2 separate regions of the Homo sapiens genome follow, and region 2 is linked to region 1. A link is a contact called in ENCODE Hi-C or POLR2A ChIA-PET data. All regions are on one chromosome and are shown on one strand. The core of a region is the stretch at or near the end of the contact, and the rest is flanking DNA. Distances in the headings are between cores, read along the strand shown.

What was found. A loop is a pair of places that touch in the nucleus more often than their neighbours do. ChIA-PET counts read pairs that join two places held with the same protein, here RNA polymerase II (POLR2A). Pooled maps may share reads with other maps.
Region 2: a map with no recorded cell type shows a loop between it and region 1 (7-fold over the local background). The contact joins the enhancer-like site here to the promoter of ZNF132-DT in region 1. A Hi-C loop is called at or near these places in 2 of 37 single-sample maps with no recorded cell type and 9 of 50 pooled maps. POLR2A ChIA-PET finds 5 or more read pairs at or near these places in 9 of 52 experiments (GM12878, HEK293T, K562 and 6 more).

What each region holds. Positions count from the first base shown.
Region 1 is chr19:58,437,556-58,442,651 of GRCh38, reverse strand. It overlaps ZNF132-DT (ZNF132 divergent transcript), which reads right to left and starts at 2,204. Exons shown (of 1, transcript NR_186311.1): 1 at 1-2,204. ZNF132 (zinc finger protein 132) reads left to right here and starts at 2,499. Exons shown (of 3, transcript NM_003433.4): 1 at 2,499-2,893. The coding sequence starts at 2,831. It also overlaps a transcript of ZNF324B not described here. RefSeq lists enhancers at 1,302-1,811, 1,961-2,090, 2,323-2,833.
Region 2 is chr19:58,344,370-58,349,465 of GRCh38, reverse strand. A1BG (alpha-1-B glycoprotein) reads left to right here. Exons shown (of 8, transcript NM_130786.4): 7 at 1,826-2,113; 8 at 2,437-4,283. The coding sequence ends at 2,444. Among named protein-coding and RNA genes, the nearest start is that of A1BG-AS1, 5.1 kb to the left of the region's middle. RefSeq lists enhancers at 1,375-1,454, 1,671-2,171, 2,225-2,504, 2,172-2,672 and a silencer at 1,645-1,974. Within about 2 kb of position 1,970, at least 27 of the 41 ENCODE cell types and tissues checked have a DNase peak (open chromatin) inside an H3K27ac peak, as active enhancers do; they include GM12878 and OCI-LY7, where a contact is called at or near this core.

The sequences.
Region 1 (5,096 bases), core at 955-3,454:
AGGAATGAACAACTCTGGATGTGCCACCTTTAAGAGCTGTAACACTCACTGCGAAGGTCTGCAGCTTCACTCCTGAAGTCAGCAAGACCACGAACCCACCAGAAGGAAAAAACTCCAGACACATCTGAACATCTGAAGGAACAAACTCCGGACACACCATCTTTAAGAACTGTAACAGGGCCGGGCGCGGTGGCTCACGCCTGTAATCCCAGCACTTTGGGAGGCCGAGGCGGGTGGATCATGAGGTCAGGAGATCGAGACCATCCTGGCTAACAAGGTGAAACCCCGTCTCTACTAAAAATACAAAAAAAAAAAATTAGCCGGGTGCGGTGGCGGGCGCCTGTAGTCCCAGCTGCTCGGGAGGCTGAGGCAGGAGAATGGCGTGAACCCGGGAAGCGGAGCTTGCAGTGAGCCGAGATTGCGCCACTGCAGTCCGCAGTCCGGCCTGGGCGACAGAGCGAGACTCCGTCTCAAAAAAAAAAAAAAAAAAGAACTGTAACACTCAACACGAGGGTCCGCGGCTTTATTCTTGAAGTCAGCGAGACCAAGAACCCAGAGGAAGGAAACAATTCCGGACACAGCAGGACACTGGCCAGTGCCAGGGCCAGCAGCACCTCCCAGAGGGAACAATGGAAAGGCGGAGGAAAACCTAGATTTCATGTGTAGGGGAAAGAGGAGACACAGTAGCCTTACCTAGTGGGCACTGGAGTACAAAGCTCTGTAGTATCATGTCACTGTAGAAGCCCCCTTGGACCTCACTAAGGAGCCCCACATTCTTGGAAGATGTACTGACCCTGTCCTCAAAGGTCATTAAGCCCTGCAACACCAAGCCAATGGGCAGACAGATGTGATCTAAGCACTGAGCGTGAGCCCTAGCCACTGGTCCTCCAACCTAAAACCCTCCTTCCCAAATCCTATCCTCAGGCCGTTCACTGGGCCAGGCCACCAACATAATGCAGTCTGGACGTCCTGAAGCCACACCAGAATTCTATATATCCAGAGGCCCATTTGACACCTCCACTCACAGGTCTCCAGACAATTCAGACTCTATACCTACAAAATCCATCGCTAATCTTCCATGAAACATCCTCCTCCTGCCAACTGCCAACCTCTATTCTCCACAGGAGGCATCCTAATTCTTCCTAACTACTTGGGATGGTCCTTCACCCCTACTCATGCTTATTCCACTTATCTAAGGTAGCAAAAAATTCCATTAGCTCTATCTTGAAGATCCACTGGGAATCTGATCACTTCTCCCATCCTTCTTGCTTCCGTTCTGGACAGGCCACTATCATAACTGTCTGGAACAATACTGCAATAACCTCCCCCACAGTCTCCCTGCTTCCAGCCCCACTACAACCACCTTCTCCAGTAGTGTGTTCATTCAGCAACCACTGAAATACTTTCCAAATTCTAACTCAGGTCATGTCCATCCCTTTTCTGTTCAACACCTTTCATGGCTCCCAGGCGCCCTCGGTGTGCCAGGAGAGGCAGGACTCCTCTTACGCTCTCCACTCGCTGCCAAGGGGGCATGAGAGCCTGCCTGAACGCTCAGGTCAGGGTCAAGTCCAAGTCTTCGCATATGCAGATCCCTCCTCCTGTACCCTCCACGTCTCAACAAACTGGATTCTGAAATGGTGACCCCCAACCTGTGAACGCTCCACACTGTTCAGTGGGGCCCGCAGAGGACCTGGGGCAGATACTTCTCAATCGGAGACTTAGGACAATGGTGCTGAGTCCAGCGGAGTGGGTGCCAGGAGACCTTTGGCGCACGTTCCATGCCTACAGCCGGGCGCACACTGGGTCAAGACCTCCCAATGCGTAGCTTTTCTTGGCCTCGGCCTCGCGCTCCCTAAAGCCAACATAACGCCAAGGGCGACGACTCCCGAGAGCCGCGGACACCTCCGCGCGGTGCAACCTGAGGGTCCCACTGGGCCGGCTTTATCTAAGGCACAGGGTGGGGAAGGGGGGTGCGGTGTTGTGGGGGGCGAACACTGGGCTCAGGGGCGATATTCGCCGCGGTGGGGGCGCTTGTATGTCAAGAAGGCGGAACTTCCCCGACTCTCGTGCCTTCCTCGCTCCTGTTTCCATGGGCCCAGGGAGCCTCCAAGATTCCGTCCCTCGCCTGACAACGCGGTCCCTTCAGAAGCAGACAAAATCGAGAAATGCCAAAGTGATGGTCCGAGGACGACGACGGAAGTCCCGCTGCCAGGCTGTGATTGGCCAGCGTCTTACACTCCGCCCGGAAGTGCCTGTCTCCTCGGCTGCCAATGGCCAGCCCTGAGGCACCGCGAGGGTCCTTCTGGATAATGTAGTTTGCGTTGCCTGAGCAGCGACGCAATAAACGCCATTCCTCAATCACCTTGGCAACGACCTAGCAGTAGCGTGACGGGCATAGGGAAATAGCGTCATAGACGGCGGGGATCCTTGAGCCAATGAAAGCTCGGACCAGTGGCAAGTCCGAGCTGTCATTGAGAGGCGGGACTTCCGGCGCCGCCATTGCGGTCCTCATTTTGCTGCTGGTGGGTTGGGCTACAGCAGGCCTCTGGAGCCACACCAGGGCACGGGAGTGGGTGCAGGGACCGTCACCGCGCCTTCACACGCACCATAGTGCCCGGCTAATTACTCTGCTTTTATGAGCCAAGGTGTTCCCGAAAGTGGAGCCAGCGCCACGCGTCTCCAGGGTCTCCATACCCAGCCTTCGTCCCTGCGGTGCCCAGAGGCCTTGCGCGCATTTTGCATTTGGGAAGACAGGTCCTGAGTGCGACCGTCACCCAGCGGAAGTGTGAGGGTTCGGCCCAGCGGCAGGGCTAGCCCTGGGCCTCCTGTTATGGCCCTGCCCAGCCCACAGGTTCTAATGGGGTTGCCAGCGTTGCTGATGGGCCCGGCGCAGGTAAGTGGAGTGTGCCCCAGGCCCTCACCCGCTGGGATTCCGGCCCTCAGGATCCTGAAGCCCAGATAGAGGGGATGTTGGTGTCCTGGGACTCTTGATCGTGTCCTGTCCTCACACGTGGGTCCTGGGCCCTGCCCTGGGAGTCACTTACCCTTACCATCCTGAATCCAGGCAAGGGGTTATATCGAGGGATTCCCATTTCTGGAATCCTGTGGAATGAGATCTGGAAGGCTGTCCCAGGGACAGTGACCAGCATGTGTACCTTGTTTAGTGGTGATGAAATGGAAGCATTCTGGGGACTGCCGGTCTCCATTTAGTCTGGTGGAAACAGGGAAGGGAAACCAATAGTTAGGCCTGGAATGGCAGCCTGAGGAGCTGGACCTCTATTCTGATGGTGGTGGGAGCCATGGAAGGTTTGGAGTAGAGGAAGTAGGTGCTCTGACTCCAGTCTTAACAGACGCCCTATGGATGCCTAGTGGGCAGCAGACTGGAGGGATGGTGATGGTGGAGCAGGAAGGCCAGTGAGGAGCTGACAGATGTGGTCCAGATGTGTGCTTTGGGTAGCTGGACAGAGGGGTGCCCGTGGAGGTAGGACAGATGGTTGGCTTCTGAATCTGCCCAAACTGGGCCATGGATTACCTGATGTGGGACAGTGAAAGAAAGTGAAATGTTAAGATTGACCTAAGGCTGAGTGCAGTGGCTCACACTTGTAATCCCAGCACTTTGGGAGGCCAAGGCGGCCAGATCACTTGAGGTCAGGAGTTCAAGACCAGCCTGGCCAACGTGGCGAAACCCCACCTCTACTAAAAATACAGAAAAATTAGCCAGGACATGGTAGTGTGCACCTGTAATCCCAGCAACTTGGGAAACTGAGGCAGAAGAACTGTTTGAATCTGGGAGATGGAGGTTGCATTGAGCTGAGATCGTGCCACTGCGCTCCAGCCTGAGTGACAGAGCGAGACTCTGTCTTAAAAAAAAAAAAAAATTGCCGGGCGTGGTGGCTCACGCCTGTAATCCCAGCACTTTGGGAGGCCGAGGCAGGTGGATCACTAGGTCAGGAGATTGAGACCATCCTGGCTAACACGGTGAAACCCCATCTCTACTAAAAATACAAAAAATTAGTCAGGCGTGGTGGTGGGTGCCTGTAGTCCCAGCTACTCGGGAGGCTGAGGCAGGAGAATGGCTTGAACCCGGGAGGCGGAGCTTGCAGTGAGCCAAGATCGCGCCACTGCACTCCAACCTGGGTGACAGAGCGAGACTCTGTCTCAAAAAAAAAAAAAAAAAAATTGACCTTAGATCTTTCAGATGTGGAAGTTGGTGTGAGGAGTAGATTTCAGGGGGAAGATAAAGAGTTGGATTTTGGCCATGTTGTATTTGAGATGTCCCAGACACTACCAAATTGAGGTGCCAAGTAGACCACTAAACATGTGATTATGAAATTATGTCGGGTTTAGGCTGGAAACATCCAAGGGATGGATGCTTGTGTGTGGACACTGCATGCAGTTGTGGGTTGGGTTCAAGATAGTGGCTGAGCCTCCTGAGCAGAGAGTAGGTCTAGGACAACAGTGAAGCATAGCGGCAAAAGTAGGATGAGAGTTGGGCTTTGGTTTAGGTTGATTTGCTTCTCTACAGCTCACTACATTGTTGCGGCCATCCTTCTTGTGGTCAGGGCATGTTATCTCTTCTTAAATAGGGTCCTGGGGTTTTTGTCAGGCTGGTGGAGTGGCAAGATCAGAAAGGGTCAGCCTAAGCTGAGTCCCCAAGCCAAGGTGGGGGCCAGTGGATCTTGGATTTGAGTGTTAGGAAGAGCAAGGACAGCTATGACTGGGGAGGAGACAACACATACAAAGGCAAAGATATCAGAGGGAAGAGATATTTGAGATCTGCTTATGGTTCTGGGCAGCTGATGGTTGAAGGAACAGGGCTGGCAGGGGAGGCATTGACTTGAGGGGCTATGACTGCCTCTTGCAGTGGGGTTTTTGGAGCTCTGTAGCTGGCTTGGACCAGGAATGGATCCCGGTTGCATCTGTCAGGTATGCCATGTGCATGGTGAGATGCTAGGGAGAATGCCTACAGTGTGAACAGGGAGGGGTTGGAAATATAAGAACTGTATGGTCTGAGGAGTGACATGTAAAGGTGAGAGAATGTGAACCATTGGGCCCATGGCCCTGGTACAAGAGGCTTAAGAAAGGGAAGCCCAAAT
Region 2 (5,096 bases), core at 721-3,220, 93 kb after region 1:
TTGGCTGGGCTGGTCTTGACCTCCTGACCTTGTGATCTGCCCGCCTCTGCCTCCCAAAGTGCTGGGATTACACTTGTGAGTCACCATGCCCAGCCTATTCTTGCAGTGTTATAAGCCACCATCCACAATTGATGAAAAATGTTTAATCTTGGCCAGGCAAGGTGGCTCACGCCTGTAATCACAGCACTTTGGGAGGCCAAGGCGGGTGGATCACAAAATCAGGAGTTCAAGAGCAGCCTGGCCAACATGGAGAAACCCTGTCTCTACTAAAAATACAAAATTAGCCAGCTGTGGTGGCACATGCCTGTAATCCCAGCCACTTGGGAGGCTGAGGCAGGAGAATTGCTTTAACCCGGGAGGTGGAGTTTGCAGTGAGTCCAGGTCATGCCACTGCATTCCAGCCTGGGCAACAAGAGCAAAACTCCATCTCAAAAAAAAAAAAAATGTTTAATCTTTAAATTGTACATCTATATCCTATGACTCCAAATTTTATTTATCACTCTCCTTAAAGTCTGAAGAAAATGATTAATTTACTAAGCTCCAAAGACAACACAGTCCCACTGACATAACATTTAGTATGATGTCCTACTCTCCTGTTAGAATTAAGAACAGCCAGTATCAAACTGGCCTGAAATCTGATTGGGTTCCTGGGCTCAGAATAACTGTAGTAAATTTGTAAATCCACACTAAGACACAAAATTAAACTAGGATGTGTATATCTATCTTACAAGAAAACGTTTCACAGTAAAAATTAACATTATGATTTTACCAAATTTCAACATTATAGTTTGTTAATCCAATCAAGCTTTCAAAATTCCTGATTAGCTTACAATTAATTGCAAATAACTTCATGTAGTTTGGCTAGCATTTCAAAATGGATAGGGAATATAACTTTTAAAATGCGAAAGTATATTATACATATTGCACTTTTCTGCTAGGCTGGGCTAGTATCTTCCATGGCAAGATACTCAAACTATTGAATAAAATACACATTTAAATCAAGCACTTACATGTACTTCATTAATTTCCCTGAAATTATCAACAGCATTACCAAAATCTTCCAGGATTTTGTAACATTTGATTCCTTACAGTTTTGTTTTGTTTGTTTGTTTTTGAGACGGAGTGTCACTCTGTCACCCGGGCTGGAGTGCAGTGGCGCAATCTTGGCTCACTGAAACCTCTGCCTCCCAGGTTCAAGCAATTTTCCTGCCTCCACCTCCCGAGTAGCTGGGATTACAGGCGCACGCTGCCACGCCCGGCTAATTTTTTGTATTTTAGTAGAGACGGGGTTTCACCGTGTTACCCAGGCTGGTCTGGAACTCCTGAGCTCAGGCAATCCGCCTGCCTCGGCCTCTCAAAGTGCTGAGATTACAGGTGTGAGCCACTGCGCCCGGCACCTTAAATACACTTTTAAAGTTAAACTTATGGAGGGAAAACCCTCATCTATTGACATAGATTGTATGTCCTTTTTTGGTCCCTCCATGAAGGAGCACCGTTTTCTCCATCATTTCTTCTTCCCTTCACCCGTCAGAGTGACCGAGGCTGGGGACCCCAGAAGCCCCAGAGCAGGCCCGAATCTGGGACTTCCACGGTCCTGGGGGAGGGGTGCGGGGACACTCACGTGTGGCGCGGATGTCCGGGGTGTGAAGGCAGCGGGCGCAGCTCGGCGGCGCCGGAGGAGCCCTCTGCGCCCAGGAACAAGACAGGGAAGATGAAGCCGGGGCTGAGGCGCAGGCGCGGGCGCGGCCTGGGGTGTGGCCTGGGGTGTGGCCTGGGGCGTGGCCTGGGGCGTGGCCTGGCCCGACCACCCGCCCGCTCCGCCCAGGACCCCCTCCCAGGCCTCAGCTCCGGGCGACGTGGAGTGGGGCGGTCCTGGCGGGCCGAGATGCCGTCCTGCGCTGCGAGGGACCCATCCCCGACGTCACCTTCGAGCTGCTGCGCGAGGGCGAGACGAAGGCCGTGAAGACGGTCCGCACCCCCGGGGCCGCGGCGAACCTCGAGCTGATCTTCGTGGGGCCCCAGCACGCCGGCAACTACAGGTGCCGCTACCGCTCCTGGGTGCCCCACACCTTCGAATCGGAGCTCAGCGACCCTGTGGAGCTCCTGGTGGCAGGTGACGTTTCCCTGGGTCCCGGGTGCTGGTTCCGTCTGCTGATGTTTGCCTGGGCTGTGCCCACCTCCAGGAGGGCCTCTCCCGGCTCCTCCCTTGGGCACCCCTGGTTAGCGCTGGGTCTCCCCAGGGCTCGTGGGGGAATTGCGGGCGAGGAACCGCCCAGCAAAGGCCCTGCAGCTGGAGGCGCAGATGGGGGTCTCGGCTGGCAGCCGACCACGCGCTTCCTTCCGGGGGGGCGTCAGGGAGGTCGGCCTTGATTTCCGCGAGGAGGAGGGCATAGGATTTCCCCTCCTCCACCATTTCTCTTTTCTCCCGTTGTCTAGAAAGCTGATGCAGCCGCGGGCCCAGGGTGCTGTTGGTGTCCTCAGAAGTGCCGGGGATTCTGGACTGGCTCCCTCCCCTCCTGTTGCAGCACAAGGCCGGGGTCTCTGGGGGGCTGGAGAAGCCTCCCTCATTCCTCCCAGGAATTAATAAATGTGAAGAGAGGCTCTGTTTAAAATGTCTTTGGACTCCCAGGGCTGAGTGGGCTGGGATCTCGTGTCCTCAAAGTGGATGGGTTCTGGGGTGGCTCCTGAGGTAGAGGAGTGGAGAACTGGCTCTTAAGAGCACAGTTTTCTTTTCTTTTTTCTTTTTTGAGACAGGGTCTCACACTGTCACCCAGGCTGGAGTGCAGTGTTGCAGTCCGGCTCACTGCAGTTTTGACCTCCCAGGCTCAAGCGATCCTCCTGCCTCAGCCTCCCAAGTAGCTGGGAGCCTGGGCATGCATCGCCACGTCTGGCTAATTATTATTTTTTGTAGACAGGGTCTCACTGTGTTGCCCAAGCTTGTCTTGAACTCCTGGCCTTAAGTGATCCTCCCACCTCAGCCTCCTGAGTAGCTGGGACTACAGGCATGAGCCACCATGCCTGGCCAACTCACATTTTTCTTTCTATTATTTATTTTTTGTAGAGATGAGTCTCACTATGTTGCCCAGGCTGGTCTTGAACTCTTGGGCTCAAGTGATCCTCCCGCCTCAGCCTCCCAAAGTGTTGGGATTACAGGTGTGAGCCACAGCACCTGGCCAACCAACACTTCTCAGGGCCTCTTTCATCTGTGCTCTTCCAGGATGCTGCCTCTTACTCCCTGGGCACCTCGGCCTGGTCCCAGCAGGTATGGGCAGTTGCTTGAGGCTCCAGACATACTCACCTCTACCTCGACCACATCAACCCCATCACCAAGAGGAGGTTCAGGGAAGCTGCATTTTGTGGTCTTGTCCTCCCAGTCCAGGGTGGTAGTGCTGGGCTGTTCCCAGCCTCCCACAGCAGAGCTGGACGCTGTGGAAATGGCTGGATTCCTCTGTGTTCTTTCCCATTATCCCTCAGCTCTGAGTCCTCTTGTGCCATCTGACATCTGATGCCTTCCCAACCACTGCCGAGTTTCTGCCTGGAGCAGGGCCTCAAGGCCCTGGCACACAGAAGATGCGTATCAGTATTATCAACCAATAGTTGATGAATTGTGTTTTTCAACGAATTTGCTAGTGATCTGGTTTACTGCCTTAGTAATATCTAGTTCCTAATATGCCTATGCCTTTTAATGTCTGCACAGTCTATGATGATGTCACTTCTCTCAAGCCTGATGTGTCCTCTCTCTCTTTCTTGCTAGTGGTTTATCAATTTTTAAAACCTTTTCTTGTTTATTTGTTTTTGAGACAGAATTTTGCTCTTGTTGCCCAGGCTGGAGTGCAATGGCGTGATCTTGGCTCACAGCAACCTCTACCTCCTGGGTTCAAGTGATTCTCGTGCCTCAGCCTCCTGAGTAGCTGGGCTGACAGGCACCCACCACCACACCCAGCTAATTTTTATGTTTTTAGTAGAGATGGGGTTTCACCTTGTTGGGTGGCCAGGCTGGTCTCCAACTCCTGAGCTCAAGTGATCCACCCGCCTCAGCCTCCCAAAGTGCTGGGATTACAGGGGTGAGCCACCACGCCCAGCCCCAGCTTAGTTTTTTAAAAAGTTTATTTTAGCCATTCTAATAGGTATGTAGACATATCTAATAGTGGTTTTCCTTGCGTTTCCTTAATGTCTGATGATGTTAAGCATTTTTTCCCCAAGTGCTTAGTTGCCATCTATATAGCATCTTTGATGAAATGTCTGTTTATATATTTTGCACACTTTAAAATATTGGGTTGTTTTCTTTTTTCTTCTCTTTTCTTTTTTCTTCTCTTTTCTTTCTTTTTGAGAGAGTCATGCTCTGTTGCCCAGGCTGGGGTGCAGTGGCATGATTTCAGCTCACTGCAACTTCCGCCGCCCAGGTTCAAGCGATTCAACTCCCTCAGCCTCCTGTGTAGCTGGGATTACAGGCATGTGCCACCACACTGGCTGATTTTTGTATATTTAGTGGAGAGGGGGTTTCACCATGTTGGCCACACTGGTCTTCAACTCCTGACCTCAAGTGATCCACCTGCCTCAGCCTTCCAAAGTGTTGGGACTACAGGCATGAGCCACCGTGCCTGGCCTGTTTGTTTTCTTACTATTGAGTTTTGTTTGTTTGCTTTTGCTTTTTTTTTTTTTTTCCCGAATCTCACTCTGTTGCCCAGGCTGGAGTGCAGTGGTGTGATCTCGGCTCACTGCAACCTCCGCCTGCCAGGTTCAAGCAATTCTCCTGCCTCAGCCTCCGGAGTAGCTGGTACTACAGGCACCCACCAGCATGCCCGGCTAGTTTTTTGTATTTTTAGTAGAGATGGGGTTTCACCATGCTGTCCAGGCTGGTCTCAAACTCCTGACCTTGTGATCCCAACCGCCTCAGCCTCCCAAAGTACTGGCGTGAGCCACCGCACCCGGTCATTTTTTGTATCTTTAGTAGAGACAGTATTTCGCCATGTTGGTCTCAAACTCCTGAGCTCAAGTGGTCTGTCCACCTCAGCCTCCCAAAGTGCTAGGATTACACTGCACCTGGCCTCCAGCCACATTTTTTTTCTTTTTTTTTTTTTTTTTTTGAGACAGAG